Linked DNA regions of Mus musculus: region 1 is linked to region 2. The links are chromatin contacts, found by Hi-C or POLR2A ChIA-PET in ENCODE. All regions are on one chromosome and are shown on one strand. Each heading gives the region's core, a stretch centred on a gene start or an enhancer-like site at or near the end of the contact. The rest is flanking DNA. Distances are from core to core; before and after follow the strand shown. Region 1 holds the start of Nub1 (negative regulator of ubiquitin-like proteins 1). Region 2 holds the start of Abcb8 (ATP-binding cassette, sub-family B (MDR/TAP), member 8).

Region 1 (3,401 bases), core at 36-2,535, 290 kb before region 2:
TTGCTAGGTCTGCATCACGTAATATTTATTTATTTATTTATTTAGGTTTTTTGAGACAGGGTTTCTCTGTATAGCCCTGGCTGTCCTGGAACTCACTTTGTAGACCAGGCTGGCCTCGAACTCGGAAATCCCCCGCCTCTGCCTTCCAAGTGCTGGGATTAAAGGCGTGCGCCACCACGCCCGACTAAGTTTTTTTGTTTTTGTTTTGTTTTTTTTAAAACCATGACAGAGTCTCACTACTCAGCTCTGTCCTGGAACTTACTATGTAGACCAGGCTGGACTTGAACTCACAGAGATCACCTGATCATCTCTGCCTCCTAAATGCTGGGGCTAAAGGTATGCCATGCCCAGATTAACATAAAGATTTAATGTTGAACAAAATTAAACCACCGGCTTGATTATAGTTTTGCTCGCCTTTAGCGAATTCCAGGACAACCAGAGCTACATAGTGAGTCACCATCTCAAAAAAATTAATTAATTAAATTAAACCACTGTATTCAAACCTATGAAAATCCAGTTACAGGTACCAGAATGACATGTGTTAGGTCAAAAGGAAGAAAATCTAACAGCCCAGTTTTCAATTTTAATTGGAGAACTGTTTCATGTGTGTTGCTGGGCGTTCCAACGCAGAAAACACGTAAATCATCAAGATCAGCGCTCTGAACCGAAAGTGAAACCTTAGGCATCAATGTTGAAAATACCACTTTCACTTGTAGATCAATCGAGATTGCATACAACCTTACGCACATTCAACACGTTCCCTCTCGGGGAAATGACATGCCATTAGGGCCTCCTATTTAAAAGCAAGGGAAGGAGGCGAGGACAAGTGTGGGTCCAGAAAGCTTGCGTTCTCACACCCCGCGTTCCGCTGTCAGCCCCGGCAGTCAGCTCATCCAAACTCAAGCTGCTGGCTGGTGTCCATCCCTTCCCCTCCGCCCCGCCGCGACCCCCTCCCGCTTCCGCCCCAGCCCGCCTCGCCGCGTCCGCCTGGCCGCTCCTGCCCACCGAGCCCACGGCCGCCCCGGCCGCGCTACCAGGCCCAGGCCCAAGGCCCGGTCGCTGCCGCAGCCGTCTCACCTGCGCCACTGCCGAGCCAGCTGCGACCTGCCGAGTGCCCGGATGCGGCAAAGGCCGCCGTTTGTTTTCATTCCGGGTGAGGCCGGCCCCGCCCCCGGCTCCGCCCCCTCGCGCTGTCCGGAAGGCCGGTCGAGGACCGGAGCTGCATGGAAGGGTGGGGCCAAGGGGCTTGAAGGGCGATCTGAAGCATCGAACGGAAGGAAGCCCTGAAAACGCGGCTGTGGGCGGGGCTAGTATTTAATGGGCGGGGCTGATATGGGGCGGGACAACAGAGTAGATGGAAATAGGGAGAGTGTAGCTAGGGCGGGGCTGACGTGTAAGGGGGAAGAGAGACAAAGTGGTTGGGGCGAGGGCCGCGCTGAGGGTCAGGCGATCTGTGGGCGGGGCTGGTAGTTTGCGGTGGAGCGGATGTGGGACCGGGCGAGGAGGAAGATGGAGGCAAGGGCCGACTGTAGGTGGAGCTGTTAGGTGGAAAGGCAAGGCTAAAACTGGTCAAAAGCGGTGGGAGGGGGTCTGCTGTGCAGGGGGAAGAGGCGTGGTGAGGAATGGAAGTGAGGCAATGCTAGTCTTCAATCACGAGGTCTTCGGACCACTCCCAGACCGAGTTTTTCAGAGTCAGAGGAAAATGAGTCTGCCTTTATTTATTCCCCAAAAGCCTTGACAGAGCAAGACCTGTTTTCCTGAACCTTTTCTCGTCTTCCCTCTACTAGGCCTAGGGGATCCCCTAGACTAAAGGATTCTCACACTACCCTCCACAATCCCACCAGGATCCCCGCTCATGGTGAAGTTAGGTACGCTACCCATGCCTCCCTCCAGCGGCTACTCCCACCATGAGTACAGTAGATAGAGACATCTGCTTTGCTCAGCGCTGTGAAAAATGCATGTGCCCTTATGTCTATGTAAGGGAACAATCCAAACGGGCATAAAAAAATGAAGACGCCGGGCAGTGGTGGCGCACGCCTTTAATTCCAGCACTTGGAAGGCAGAGGCGGGGGATTTCTGAGCTCGAGGCCAGCCTGGTCTACAGAGTGAGTTCCGGAAAGCCAGGGCTAAACAGAGAAACCCTGTCTCAAAAAGACCAAAAACCAAAAACCAAAAAAAAAAAAAAAAAAAAAGGCCTTTTTTTTTTTAAATACTATGAGAAAAGAAACAATGCTCTGGTGTTGAGCCCCATCTTGCTGCAGACTGTGAGAGGAGGCCTGAGCAAGCCTGCAGGAGCCTAAGCAACCAGGAACCCCAGCGAGGAGTTTGCCAATTGCCAGCCTGCCAGTGAAGCTAGATCCATCATTCAACACCCGCTTCCCACACACGTACTGGAGAACCCAGAGCAGGCCTGCTTAGTCAGTCCAAAAATGCCTGGCCTCACTGTGAATCAGGAACTAAACAAATTGTTATTATGATAAGGATCAGATTTGCAAGTTGTTTGTTATGCCCTCCAAACTGACAAAGCTTTCAGAACCAAACAAAAGAAAGTGACTGTAAACCCAAGAAAACTGTATCTGTAGATAACTGTTTCCACTCTAAGGAAATTGATTAGTTCCAGCACAATCACGACTATATAGAGAAACCCTGTCTCAAAAAACAAAGAAACAAAGAAACAAAAAACTGCCAGGCGTGGTGGCGCACGCCTTTAATCCCAGCACTCTAGAGGCAGAGGCAGGCCGATTTCTGAGTTCGAGGCCAGCCTGATCTACAAAGTGGGTTCCAGGAACAGAGAAACCCTGTCTCGAAAAACAAAAATAAATAAATAAATAAATTTAAAAAAATAAAAAATAAATAAAAGAAAAGAAAAAATAAAGAAAGTTGGGCTGGTGAGATGGCTCAGTGGTTAAGAGTGCCGACTGCTCTTCCAAAGGTCCTGAGTTCAAATCCCAGCAACCACATGGCAGCTCACAACCATCTGTAACGAAATCTGTTGCTCTCTTTTGGAATGTCTGAAGACAGCTACAGTGTACTTACATATAATAAGTAAATAAATATTAAAAAAAAAAAGCTGAGTAGTTGTGGCTCAGGCCTTTAATCCCAGCACTTGCAAGGTACAGGCAGATGGATCTCTGAGTTCGAGGCCAGCCTGGCTTTCAGACTGAGTTCCAGAAAGCCAGGGCTACACAGAGAAACCCTGTTTCCAAAAAACAAAAAACAAAAAAAGAAAGAAAAAAGAGAAAGAAAAAAAAAGAAAAAAGAAAAGAAAAGAAATTTCCTTCTTTGCAATTAAATCAGAAACTTACCGTGCAAAGTGAAACCTGAGTCTTACCTCCCAAAGATCCTGCTACCTTTCTTGTTTTCTGTAGATCGGTCTTTCTGTACAGGAGTTAAAGGTTTTT
Region 2 (3,529 bases), core at 996-3,495:
TATAAAAAAAAAAAAAAAGCTAAAAACAGGGCTGGGAAGATGGTTCAGCAGTTAAGAGCTAAGAGCTCTAACTGCTTTTCTAGAAGTCCTGAGTTCAATTCCCAGCAACCCCGTGGTGGCTCACGACTATCTGTAATAAGACCTGATGCCCTCTTCTGGTGTGTCTGAAGACAGCTACAATGTACTCACATATATTAAATAAATAAATCTTAAAAAAATAAACAAAAACAAAAACAAAACTAAAAACAATGAGCTGGAGAGATGGCTCAGTGGTTAAGAGCACTGCCTGCTCTTCCAGAGCACCAGGGTTCAATTCCCAGCATCCACATGGCAGTTCACAACTGTCTGTAACTCCAGTTCCAGGGTATCTGACATCCTCACACAGACATACGTGCAGGCAAAACACCACTGTACATAAAAAATAAATTACTAGGAGAAAAAGAGAAAAATTAGACTTTGGTCTCTTCTATGCTTTCAACTCATTATTCTCTCTGGATCAATGTGGGGTACGTTTTTCTGTTTTTGTTTTTGCTTTTTTAATTTTACCAAGAATGGATCAGTTTTTTTTCCCACCCAGGGTACTAGGAATTGAATCTATGGTTCATGTTTGTCAAACAAACAAACACAAACAAACAAAAAGCCTACCACTGAGCCATGTCTCCAGCTCTCCTTCTACTCTTTATTTTTAAAATATAGTAATTTTATTTATTTATTTGTGTGTGTGTGTGGGGGGGGGTGCGAGAAACACACCCATGCCTGAGCACTCCACAGTGAGTTGAGATCAAAGGACAGTTTACAAGAACTGGTTCTCTCCTTCCACACGTGGGTCCCAGGGATTACAAACTCAGGGGATCACGTTGGTGGCACTTCTTTACCCACTGAGTCATATGAATGACCCTTTTACTCTTTATATTTGACACAGGATCTTACAAAGTTTTCCAGGTGGGCCTTGAACTTAGAATGTATAGAATACATTCGGCTGTATACTGGATTTAGACTCACCTTCTTGAGTAAAGGGTACTAGGCTCGGTTCCTGACGATACATCTAGCTCTAAGAATCAAATTCCTATTTGTTTTGTTCACTCAGAACTCACTATGTAGTCCGTGCTGGCTTCAAATTCCTAGCAACTCTCGGGCTTAACGTGGATGCTGTTGAGATTTCACTGTATAGTTGGGCTGACCTGGAGCTCTCTATAGACCAGCCTGGCCTTGAATTCACAGTAGATTCTAGCTAGGACCTACTTTAAAATTTTTTTTTAAATGCACGTATGTGTTTATCTATTTAGTGGGTTTGGGATAGTGGAAGTAAGAGGATAATTATAATTTGCCGAAACTGCATACCTCCTACCATGAGTTTTCAAGTAGAATCCACGTCTTCAGGCTTGGTAGCAAGTGCCTTTAACTGCTAAATCATCTCGCCAGCTCAGGTATCGCTTTTGATTATTTAGAACTATTTCAGCTAATCCTGAAGCACTATCAATAGTAAATGTCTATGGACACCAATTACAGATCTCCAGGTGGATTACCAGAGAGCGAATGCGAGCTGTGAGTGGCGCCCCTTAGTGGGCAGTGGTGACTGGGTGTGGCTGAGTCCTGACCGCAAGTGGATACAGACCTGCGGAGCCTCCTGCTGGCACCACACAGCATCATGAATAATTGAGGCCAATTCCCTGGACAGTGACATTCCACACCCTCCGAGACAGCCTACATCTCCCAGCAAGCCCCGCGCGAGCCCGGAACTACATATCCCGGCGGGCCCCGCGCGATGTCGGACGGTGGTCAATGGCCCACACTCCAAGTTGCTCTTGTGTTTTTACCTGGCGGCAGAGAACGTCTGGAAGCGCAGGGATTGTAGCGACCATCCTGGAACTGGGCCACCCCGGATTCCGAACCGAAATAAGTGCACCAACATGTTGAGGCAATAAGATAGGGGCAGCCAGCAACGGCAATCTCACACTTATCCTACCGAGGGTTCCATGTTCGCTATGGCCCCATCCCGACAACCCCTTCCCATTCTCAGCGATGATTGGAGAAAAGACACATCAGTCTTGCTGCAAGCTGTGATTGGATAAAATGTTGGCTGTAGGCGGGACCGAGCAGAAGCAGCTCTAGCTATTTGCTCAGTGGCCTGAAGTCAGGTGCGGGTCAGAGGTTGTGCGACGTTCATTCTCACATTAGAGGACGTCCTGGCGCTTCTGACCTTGAGCCCTTTCTCTAGAGTTGTTCCAGACAATCTCTATGCTCCCTGGCATCACAGGAAGTGGTGGTTTCGTGAGAAGGAATATGTGAAAACAGACCTGAGAGTTAAAAAAAAAAACTACACACAGACACACACACACACACACACACACACACACCCCTCAACCCAAACCAAACAAAAACATACATGCACGTAACGTGCCACCACTTGAGTCTCTAATCTCCCTATGTGATCCTGCTACTCACAGTTATCGTGAATTATTAGTATGTAGGTCATGAAGTTAATCAAAGTGCAACCTAAGAGCTAACCTTTAGGTTCCTTCTTCATTTGGGTCTGAATCACTGGCCTAAGGTTCCAGCTCAAAAGTGAATAGCTCTTGCAGCAGTTGGGCTAAGCTTATTCTTGCTATAATTGTCTCCCAAAGTACCCCCAAGACCTGCTACATAGCTCTGACTAGCCTGAGACTCTCTTTATAGCCCAGGCTTGTCTTGAACTCACCATCCTTCCTTCCCAGTGTTGGGATTAGAGGCTTGAGTCACTATGCCTTCTGTGTAATTATTATTTTTGTTTTAACTCCTCCACTGGGCTGTGGTTTCTTGGTGGGAGTGGCTCTGACTCATACCCGTTCCCCTCCACGCGAGAAAGGCACGCTATTGTCCACTGTCCACCAGGGGGTGCTGTTTCTAGCTCACATTTACTCTCTGGTAATCCATCTGGACATTTGAACATTGTTATGTTACTAGTATCATTGTCATTTATTGGTGGTGCTTCCGGGACTCAATTTTTCTTGAGCTGAGGGTCGCAAAGTCATGCTCTGGAATGAGCAGAGTGAAACTAGACAGAGCAATGAGCCAGAATTTGCTTGAGTTTGGGGCTGAGGAGATAAGGATGTGTGTAGAGGTAGTCTTAAGCAAGTATATACTATATGTGAGTAATGTCAGAGGGAGGTACCAGCTAAAGCCACACTTAACCTCTCTCTCTCTAGAGGTCTCAGAAAGATCATGGGAATTTCCTGCCACCGGGGTACCCCCCCACGCCCACTTCCTTGGGATTCCATTTTGCCACAAAGCATAGCTTTGCACCTTACCTAGACACAAAAGTATGGGAGTCATGAACTCTTGTTATATAAGAAAATCAGGCAGTCTGGGATAAACCTGTGGGATGTTCCATGGATGTCCTCCACGCTCCTCCAGGAAATGCTCTAGGAAGCACAGTTTTCCTCTCCGCCTCTGAGATACTGGCTTGATCGCTGGAGGCCCTGACACCTGCTCCATAAGTCAATATCTCAGGCATGGGCTTCAGTAGGGCAGTTGGTGACTCATGGCCTTG

The links. A loop is a pair of places that touch in the nucleus more often than their neighbours do. ChIA-PET counts read pairs that join two places held with the same protein, here RNA polymerase II (POLR2A).
Region 1: a map of regulatory T cell shows a loop between it and region 2 (2.2-fold over the local background). The contact joins the promoter of Nub1 here to the promoter of Abcb8 in region 2. A Hi-C loop is called at or near these places in 1 of 37 maps with a recorded cell type or tissue (regulatory T cell). POLR2A ChIA-PET finds 5 or more read pairs at or near these places in 2 of 5 experiments (Patski and embryonic stem cell).

What each region holds. Positions count from the first base shown.
Region 1 is chr5:24,683,699-24,687,099 of GRCm38, reverse strand. Nub1 (negative regulator of ubiquitin-like proteins 1) reads right to left here and starts at 1,285. Exons shown (of 15, transcript NM_016736.3): 1 at 1,078-1,285.
Region 2 is chr5:24,392,872-24,396,400 of GRCm38, reverse strand. It overlaps Abcb8 (ATP-binding cassette, sub-family B (MDR/TAP), member 8), which reads right to left and starts at 2,245. Exons shown (of 16, transcript NM_029020.3): 1 at 1,818-2,245. The coding sequence starts at 1,912.